3 separate regions of the Homo sapiens genome follow, and regions 2 and 3 are each linked to region 1. The links are chromatin contacts, found by Hi-C or POLR2A ChIA-PET in ENCODE. All regions are on one chromosome and are shown on one strand. Each heading gives the region's core, a stretch centred on a gene start or an enhancer-like site at or near the end of the contact. The rest is flanking DNA. Distances are from core to core; before and after follow the strand shown. Region 1 has its middle 90 kb from the start of RUNX1. Region 2 has its middle 54 kb from the start of RUNX1. Region 3 has its middle 130 kb from the start of RUNX1.

Region 1 (2,700 bases), core at 150-2,649:
AAAAAAAAAAAAAAAGATTTGTTTTCTTTTCAAAGCCTGAACAGTTGTGGTTGGGGCAAGAATCTCAACTCTAGTCTAATCTATGTCCTGCATCCTATTGTGATTTCTGTGCAGGCTGTTATGACATAATTTTTATGATTAATGAATTTATATCCCTAGCAAATTCCCTACCCTTTTAGCTGAAGGGCAAAACAATGCAAGTTTGAAAAACTGTTAAGATAAAACAGCAGCATTACTAACATATACATTTATGTTAAAACACATCAGCACTGATCCATCATCATAATATATTAGTATACTATGTATAATATCATATTCATCATTTAATAGTGAATGCATATTAAAGCCATCCAAATGCCCAAAATGAGTTTTCCCTAGATTGTGGGCCTAATGGCTAATTTTTCTTTTCTTCACACATATCTACATTCTAACTTTTCTGTAGTGAGCATGTGTGGCTTTAATAATTTTAAAAAAGAGAGAAAGAAATTACTTTTATACTTTAGTCACCAACTAAGAACTTGACAGTCTATGAGGTCAGAAAGGCAGACGTGAAGGGCAATAAGGCTAAGCAACAAAGCTTCTTCCAGAGGAGCAGATATATTTATGGAAAAATGCAGCAATTCAACTCAGAGTGAAAATGCAACGACCATCACTAGAGAGTGGAAATAATCAGTCAACGAACCCAGGTTTTGTCTACATGACATAAATAACTCTTGGGGGTGGGTTGCTTTTTTTTTTTTTTTCCGTTCCATTGGCCAATTTAGGCATACTGTGAACAGAGAATTTGATTAAGCTCCAATGTAGTGTAAGGTATGGCTTAAAATTTGTTGTTAATATCCTTGAACCCTCACCTGTCCATAGCACCCACAGGAGCAAAAAGCACCACCTTCATTACTGCCCACATCCTTCCCAACTGCACTCTGTGTTCGTGGATCTGACCTAATGGGTGAAACACTGGGGTGTTTTCTCTATTAGAGCAATGTCATGAGGCAAGGGTGTGCTGTCTGCCCCTTGAGAACATTTGTTTGTAAAGGGGTTAGAGTTTTTAATATATATGCAAAGAATGATAATGAAATGTGTCTGGCCTGAACATAATCAAGCAAGATTCCATCGAGTTTCAACAATCCAGCGCGCCAGGGTTGAAGACATTTTTACCGTAACTCGTATTTTCAGCCCTGTGAAGTTGCCGCCCACACAGGAAATGACTTGGAACAGGTGGTCCTCAGAGCTTGCTGGTCTTGTCTGGCTCCGTGGGTAATGCTTGTGGGCTCCTGAGTCACTGAATAATTATGAGCCTGAACAAAAGGCTCTCAGATAAGCCCTCAGTCAAGACACAGGGAAAGGCAAGGTGCAGAAGATGACTGTCTGAGCGTGCTAACTGTTCAGAGCGAGTTGATGAATGAGGCTCTGGAGGAAACAATGCCTCCTTGGTTTTGCTCTTCTTGGCTCCCCTGGCACCTGGTGGCAGAAGGACGAGAAAGCACAGGTGAGGGGAGTGTCGTTGCACACCTTGGCTTTTAATGAACTTAAATGCATTAGAAAACACCCTACTTAGAAACAGTCCTCCCAGAGACAATGAGCTCTTATTTCTGCACTGTGTGCCCAGTGCTGTGCATGTAGAGGCTGTATCTCTTCTCATCCTTTCCCAGGATGGGAAGTGGTGATATAATCTTTCCCATTTCACAGAGGAAGGAACTGAGGCGCAGGAGCTCACATACTTAGCTTTATCTTTCATGAGGGGAAATGGATGGGGTTATGGGCTCAATTATGTCCTCCTATACACACACACACACACACACACACACACACACATCTGTGTATGTGTATAGAAGTCCTAACCCCCAGTTTCATGGAAAGTATCCTTATTTGGAAATAGGGCCATTGCAGGTGTAATGAGTTAAGATGAAGTCACATTGGAGTAAGGTGGGTCTCTAATCCAATGTGATAGTTGTCCTTATTTAAAAAAACAAAATGCCTTGTGCAGACAGGGAGAGGGCCATGTGCAGACAGAGAATTCGAATAATACATCTACAAGTCAAGGAGTGCCCAGTACTGCTACTGGCAACCACCAGAAGCTATGAGAGAGATGAGGAAGAAGCCTCTTTTACAGTTTTCAGAGGGAGCATGGCCCTCCGACACCTTGATTTCTGACTTCTAGCCTCCAGAACTGTGAGACAATAAATTTCTGTTATTTTAAGTCACCCAATTTGTGGTACTTTGTTATGGCAGCTCCAGAAAACTAATAGAGATGAGAACTCACATGTATTGGGGGCCTGGTATGTCAATGTTAATAGAACCTAAAATAAATAAATAAATAAATAAATAAATAAACAAACAAACTTCATCAGCTACAAGTAAGAAGGAATTACTAACGTGAGTATGTGATTCAAATGAAAATAATGTGAGTGGATAATGTATGGCCGAGAGGGTATAAGAGTTAGTGGTTCTGTTAAAAAGCACAGAAATGAGAAAGAAAGGGGTCCGTGTGCAAATTCTAGAATACACCTCTTGATGGGGGTGAATTAGACCCTACTTTAGGGGAAAAAAAAATACAGGTGAACTCCTGCCACCTCTATCCAACTGCAAAGTTAGAGCCACAGTGTCTACAAAACCACCTTCACTTCTGACATCAATTTCAAGTTCAGGGGGCTCTCAAAAACACACTCAGTGTCAATAAGTCACTAGAAGGAGCACAGGACT
Region 2 (2,796 bases), core at 208-2,707, 36 kb after region 1:
TAGGGGTTCCTGAAAATCATGTATAAATCGTGAAGATAACCTCCCAAAATGGTCAAATAATAATAGTAATAAAAAATAATGTTCTCCCTTTAGGTATTTACCCAGTAATGGGATTGCTGGGTTGAATGGTATTTCCGTTTTTAAGTCTTTGAGGAAATGTCACACTGTCTTCCACAATGGCTGAACTAAGTTATTCAACACTATTCACAATAGCAAAGACATGGAATCAACCTAAATGTCCATAAATAATAGTCTGGATAAAGAAAATATGGTACATATACATGATGGAATACTACGCAGCCATAAAAGAGAACAAGATCATGTCCTTTGCAGGGACATGGATAGAGCTGGAGGCCATTATCCTTAGCAAACTAACACAGGAATGGAAAACCAAATACCACAAGTTCTCACTTATAAGTGGGAGTTAAGTGATGAGGACACATGGACACACAGAAAGAAACAACACACAATGGGGCCTTTTGGAGTTTGGAAGGTAGGAGGAGGGAGACAATCAGGAAAAATAACTGTTGGGTAGTAGGCTTAATACCTGGGTGATAAGATAATCTGTACAACAAACCCCTATGACACAAGTTGACCTGTGTAACAAACCTGCACTTGTACCCTTGAACTTAAAAGTTTTTTTTTAAAAAAGTTAACAGTAATAATTAACTTTGTTGTATAGAACAATAGAATAATAAATAGAAAATAAGGAACTTTAAAAGTCAAAATTAAAAAATAAAGAATAAAAATAATCGAGGCTTTGTTCTGCAAAATGTGTAGTATCAAATAAATATTGGGAAAGTTTACAGAGAAAAATAATACTAGTGGTGTCAAGTAATTCACAGTCAGGAATAACTTGAAGAGGCACAGAATGAGTGATTATGTTCATGTACCAAATGAGTAGGGATAAAATATAGTTAACAAATAAAATGCATGTTGGATATTAATGCAGGAAGGTAAACACCATTATTTGCCCTCACCAGGATATAAGGAAGCAGGTTTTTAATTGGCCTAGAACACCAAGGTCTAGGAAATGCCATGTTCAAAAGAAATAGGATCAATAGCTAAGCCAGTCAAAGCCATATACACCTGGAGTGAAATGTGTGACCATGATGGAAGAATGTGCACAGAGAGTTTGGTTGAAGATTAAAGGAGGGAGGGAGAGTGGGACGATGCTGGAGACCACCCATCCAGATGGAGGAAGCACTGATGTTTTCCAGGCATGGATCAAACAGCACAGATGCTGCCAGAGAGGTTGGGTGACTGCAGAGGGAGGGGCCCGGGTGCAGGGAGCCCACAGGGACAGCTGCTAGAAATCGACTTCAGTCCAAAGAGGAAGCGAGGCAGAGCTGCTTCTCTGGATCTATTCTAACCAAGGAGGAAGTGACGGGGGCCCTGGAGATAAAAGGAGCAGGTTACTCTAGAGCCTCCCACAGCCAACCATGGGTGAGCTGGGTATTGTCAGGTGGGTGACCGCCTTTTGAGGAGGCAGAACTCTAAAAGCTTAGAGCAAAGATTGGTGGAATTCTAAGACGTGAGCATGAAACAAGTCTGGAGAGGGAAGGGTCCTTGTTCATAGCACAATCCCGACTGGGAAGAAAATGGGGAAGTATCTCAAGAGGTAGCCAAACAGGAAATTCTCTGGTAAAGTCAGACGTAAGAACACTTGTACAAAAAAAAAAAAAAAAAGGAAAGAAGATGAACATAAATGCAAGTAAGAAATAGTGTTGAGAATCTTTGTGCTTCAAAGAAGTTTGCAAAATTTGCTAAGACCTAAAATGAGAGTCAAGTAAAAGAACAAAGGCAGGACAGATCTTCTGTAAGGGCAGCTAATATATAATGTAAACAGACAACAGAGAGAAAGGATAACAGCTCAACTGGGTTACATTAAACAAGTACTGACTGGCTGTCTTCTCTGTAAGCCACAACCAGACATAGGGCCATGACCCTGCTCATGAGGAACTCATGGGCCAGATAAGGAAAGTATACAAAGAACAAATGATGATCAGGATGGTAAATTTCCATAGTATTGGGTATCTCTAAATGAGAGAGTTCAATTGGTTAAGGGATTCATTTAGGAAACACTTCATCAAGGAGAACTCAGTGGTAGGTTTTGCAGGATTCCGATAGGGCTCTTGGATTGAGAAACACTTTAAAGAAAAGCAGAGGAAGAGAAACCTGTTGAAGATCATGAGAAGAAATGGTGGGAGGAGGAAAGAGTTAACCTGGAGTAAACTATCATAGAAATCTAGGAGATAATTTCTCCCAACAAAGCACCTGTAGAAGTTGAAGAACATGAAACAAATGTGCATGAGAATAGGAAAGTCCCAGTAATTTAAAGATAGTTTGAGTGGCATGCTGGAACAGAAACAAGGTCCCCAGAAGGTTTATGAGATGAGGGAGAGCATTAATTAATTCCAAAAATTTGCCTGTGATGGAAGCAAAAGAGAAAGTGGACAGTATAGAAAGATATAAGATCAAGGATGAATTTTGTGCTTTGTTCTTATTTTTAATTTGGTTTGTGGATGGAGATTTAAACATAGTTATTATATGTGCTTAGAGGGAAGAGGCAATAGAACGAAAGTTACTAGAAATGAAAGATAATGAGATGATTAATAAGGCATGACCCTGAAGGATGCAAGTAGGGGATAGGAACTGGAGTCCATGTGGGAACATTAGCTGTGAGAAGTGGGTATCACTTTTTCCATGGAAATTTCAGGGCTCTGAGAGTAGGTCCATCTGTAACCAGTGCTTGAGACAGAGCACTGAAGGTGTCACTTTGAGTCAGTTTTCATT
Region 3 (2,905 bases), core at 14-2,513, 40 kb before region 1:
TTTCCTATGTAAATACCTGTTGATCTCCCTAGGGACCAGTTTTTATGACCAGGTTTAGTTTGAGGGTAATTGGATTACTTGTGTCATGGACTGCATTTCTAAAAGAAGTATTTTGATAATTTTTCAGATTAATGGCATTTATGTTGAAATATTTTCAACTCTATGAGAAGCCCTAGGGTTTCTCTTATCAGTTTCTTTTAGTTTTTTTTCCAACATTTTTAAATGAAAAATTTCAAACATAAAAATAAAAAGAATTGTACAGAAAATACCCACACCCACCACCTAGAATCTGCAATAATTAGTTTGTTAGATGTGCTTTATTATTATCTAACTGTTCTCTATCCATCTGTCTATCCATCCATCAGCCCATGTTATTTGTGTTGTATTTTGAAGCAAGTTGCAGGCATGAGTACACGTCATCTGTAAACACTTCTATGTGCATATCATTAGCAATAGTTCAATGTTTCTTTGTGTATATTTTTAGGAAAAAAAACTGCCTGAAGTGAAATGCAAAAGTTTTTACAGGTATCATTCTAAACTTTTGACAAATGCATGCATATGTACAATTCAATCTTTGGCAGGATATAGAACAAGCCCATAACTCCAGGTAGTTCTCTCATGCTCCTTCTCAGTCAATTCCCACCCACTTGAAGGTAACATTTATTCCTTTTATTTTTAATTATTCACGAAATGCTGTTTTCCAAATGAAGATTAATTCAGGGTTTACATATATTCTGCTGTTGGAATTTGGAGACAAATCATCTATTACTACCTCGAGTATAGAATCTCAAATAGGAGCCTCACACTTGCCCCTTGTCACACTTGACTCCGTTTGTCCCTTCTCTGAGTGTTTCCTCCACCATGGGCCAATGGTTGATTTGTCTTTTTGTGATGTCCAAAGCTGCTTGAACAAATTTCAGGGAAGTTAAGGCCAACACTCTGTGCTTCCCCTGTTTGGCCTTCACAGCTTCCGTTTTTCAATTGGTGTTCCCCCATTTGGCTTTGGACATGGTCTCATTCTTGGGCACTGCAGTGTACTGGGTGCAGAGACCACTTGTAACAGGCAGACACTGGAGATTTTTCTGCACTCACTCACTGGGGCTTCTTGGCATCATCTGGCATTGCCCATTTGACACGGGGTACTGTAGAGTGATAGGAGCACCTGCTGAAGCTATACTGCACAATGCTCAATTCAGGTCCAAATGTTACTCATATGACACATGCTTCTGACTAAGCTGATTTTCTGTATGTGTCACAGGATGTCATGCAATGGAGTGACCTTTTCCAACATGAGCTGGTACATTCCATTGTAATCAGAGGGTTTTTGTTGGATTTTCTACTTCAGGAATCTGCCAAAGAAAAGTTGTAAGGGTTAAAAAATAAATACATAAAAATAAAAATAAAAAACTATCTGTTGTAGAGTGAGTGCTCCTAGCTCAGTGGAGAAGAAAGATGACTGAGAAGCTGCAAACTTGGGCCCAAGGTATGTATTTGCCATTGAAATGTTCCTGGGCAAAAGCATGAGAAATGGGGTAGGGCATTAATAACCTATGACTTGCTTCAAAACAAGCCTCAAGAGTTTCATCAGCAGATATAGAGGAACTCTTTGAAAAAAGTAAGGAACACAACACAAAGCAAGGTAATCTCAGGCTCCTGTAGAGGCACATTTTCCACAATGGTGGCTCACACACAAAATAATCTCATCCTGTAGTTCCCACCTATAGACTGACAGGTCTCTAGGTTCTTGTTGGATATTCTTGTTGCATAGGTTCTAGGTTATTGTTGGCTATTCCAGGGTATAGGCCAATAATGGTAAAAAACGTTTACTAATATTTCTTGGTTCTTATCATAGTTGTGTGACTCCTAGTAGAAAGCATGTGCAGCCAACATATTGTGGAAATTGGGGAGAATTTAACTAAAGTAAATATTTACAGATATGTAAGCTTGGGAAACTACTAATAAGGAATTATGAAGCAGCCAGCCCAGGAGCGAGCAATCTCTAGGCCTGAAAAAGCGAGGCGGAAACAGTGGGTCCTCCAAGTCTCTAGAGAGGTAGAACTGCAGAGAAGGGAGTCAACTAAGAGCTCTCCACACATCTTCCCACACAACCGAATCCCTAGGGGAACTACAGCAAGGCAGGAGGGAGGGAAATTCTTGTTTGATTTAACAGTGCTAATGGGACATCCAAGAAGATGTTTTTCAGGTAATTGGAACAAAGGTCCAGAGCTCTTTGGAAGAGTTGGAGATCAGAGTTTGAGAGGCATCATATGTAAGCGGAGAGACTGTTGAAGTCATTGGAACGGATAACATTGTTCAGGGAGATGGTAAAGACAAGAGAATAGAAGCCAGAAATGTGGACGAGCAGGAAAAGGGTGGGCAATGTGGGGGAGCCAAGGCCTCAGAAAAGAAGCGCTCCAGAATTGAAGATGTCAAAGGAGAGGGCTTCATTAAGGAAAGAAGAGGGAAAGAAATAAACATCTCCTGAGCTGTTAGCTTGCACAGGCTAGGAGCTGAGACAGCTCATTTAATCTTATTGACATTCACATGAAGGGAGTTGATGTTCACATTTTGCAGAAATTAATAAAAACAATTTAGTTGAGAGAATTTTTACAAAAAGACACACACCATATTTCTAGTACTGGTAAAGATGAAAGCCAAATTCCACTCCTACTAATTAGATTTTCTTCTCCATGAGTTAGGGGACAAAGAGGGTGGAGTGAAAGTGTTTCGGGTGGGGGTGTTGATGAGAGTGGTGCATGGACAGGAGGCTGTGGTCTGAGAGTTGACTTTCAGAGTATATATAAGCTCTGGGAGGACAGTGGCTCCAGAGGATCACATTGCACTTTGCAAGTGCTTGCCTGTACAAGGTAGAGATGTGTGTGGTAGATGAAATAATATCCTCCAG

What was found. A loop is a pair of places that touch in the nucleus more often than their neighbours do. ChIA-PET counts read pairs that join two places held with the same protein, here RNA polymerase II (POLR2A). Pooled maps may share reads with other maps.
Region 2: a pooled map shows a loop between it and region 1 (2.3-fold over the local background). The contact joins two enhancer-like sites. A Hi-C loop is called at or near these places in 1 of 168 maps with a recorded cell type or tissue (PC-3) and 9 of 50 pooled maps. POLR2A ChIA-PET finds 5 or more read pairs at or near these places in 10 of 52 experiments (OCI-LY7, PC-3, activated CD4-positive, alpha-beta T cell and 5 more).
Region 3: a map of mammary epithelial cell shows a loop between it and region 1 (6-fold over the local background). The contact joins two enhancer-like sites. A Hi-C loop is called at or near these places in 5 of 168 maps with a recorded cell type or tissue (GM12878, PC-9, mammary epithelial cell and 2 more), 1 of 37 single-sample maps with no recorded cell type and 6 of 50 pooled maps. POLR2A ChIA-PET finds 5 or more read pairs at or near these places in 5 of 52 experiments (B cell, OCI-LY7, PC-3 and 2 more).

Annotation. Positions count from the first base shown.
Region 1 is chr21:35,137,495-35,140,194 of GRCh38, reverse strand. No RefSeq gene overlaps it. Among named protein-coding and RNA genes, the nearest start is that of RUNX1, 90 kb to the right of the region's middle. Within about 2 kb of position 1,399, at least 5 of the 41 ENCODE cell types and tissues checked have a DNase peak (open chromatin) inside an H3K27ac peak, as active enhancers do; they include PC-3 and mammary epithelial cell, where a contact is called at or near this core.
Region 2 is chr21:35,101,797-35,104,592 of GRCh38, reverse strand. No RefSeq gene overlaps it. Among named protein-coding and RNA genes, the nearest start is that of RUNX1, 54 kb to the right of the region's middle. Within about 2 kb of position 1,457, at least 6 of the 41 ENCODE cell types and tissues checked have a DNase peak (open chromatin) inside an H3K27ac peak, as active enhancers do.
Region 3 is chr21:35,177,294-35,180,198 of GRCh38, reverse strand. No RefSeq gene overlaps it. Among named protein-coding and RNA genes, the nearest start is that of RUNX1, 130 kb to the right of the region's middle. Within about 2 kb of position 1,263, at least 2 of the 41 ENCODE cell types and tissues checked have a DNase peak (open chromatin) inside an H3K27ac peak, as active enhancers do; they include PC-3 and mammary epithelial cell, where a contact is called at or near this core.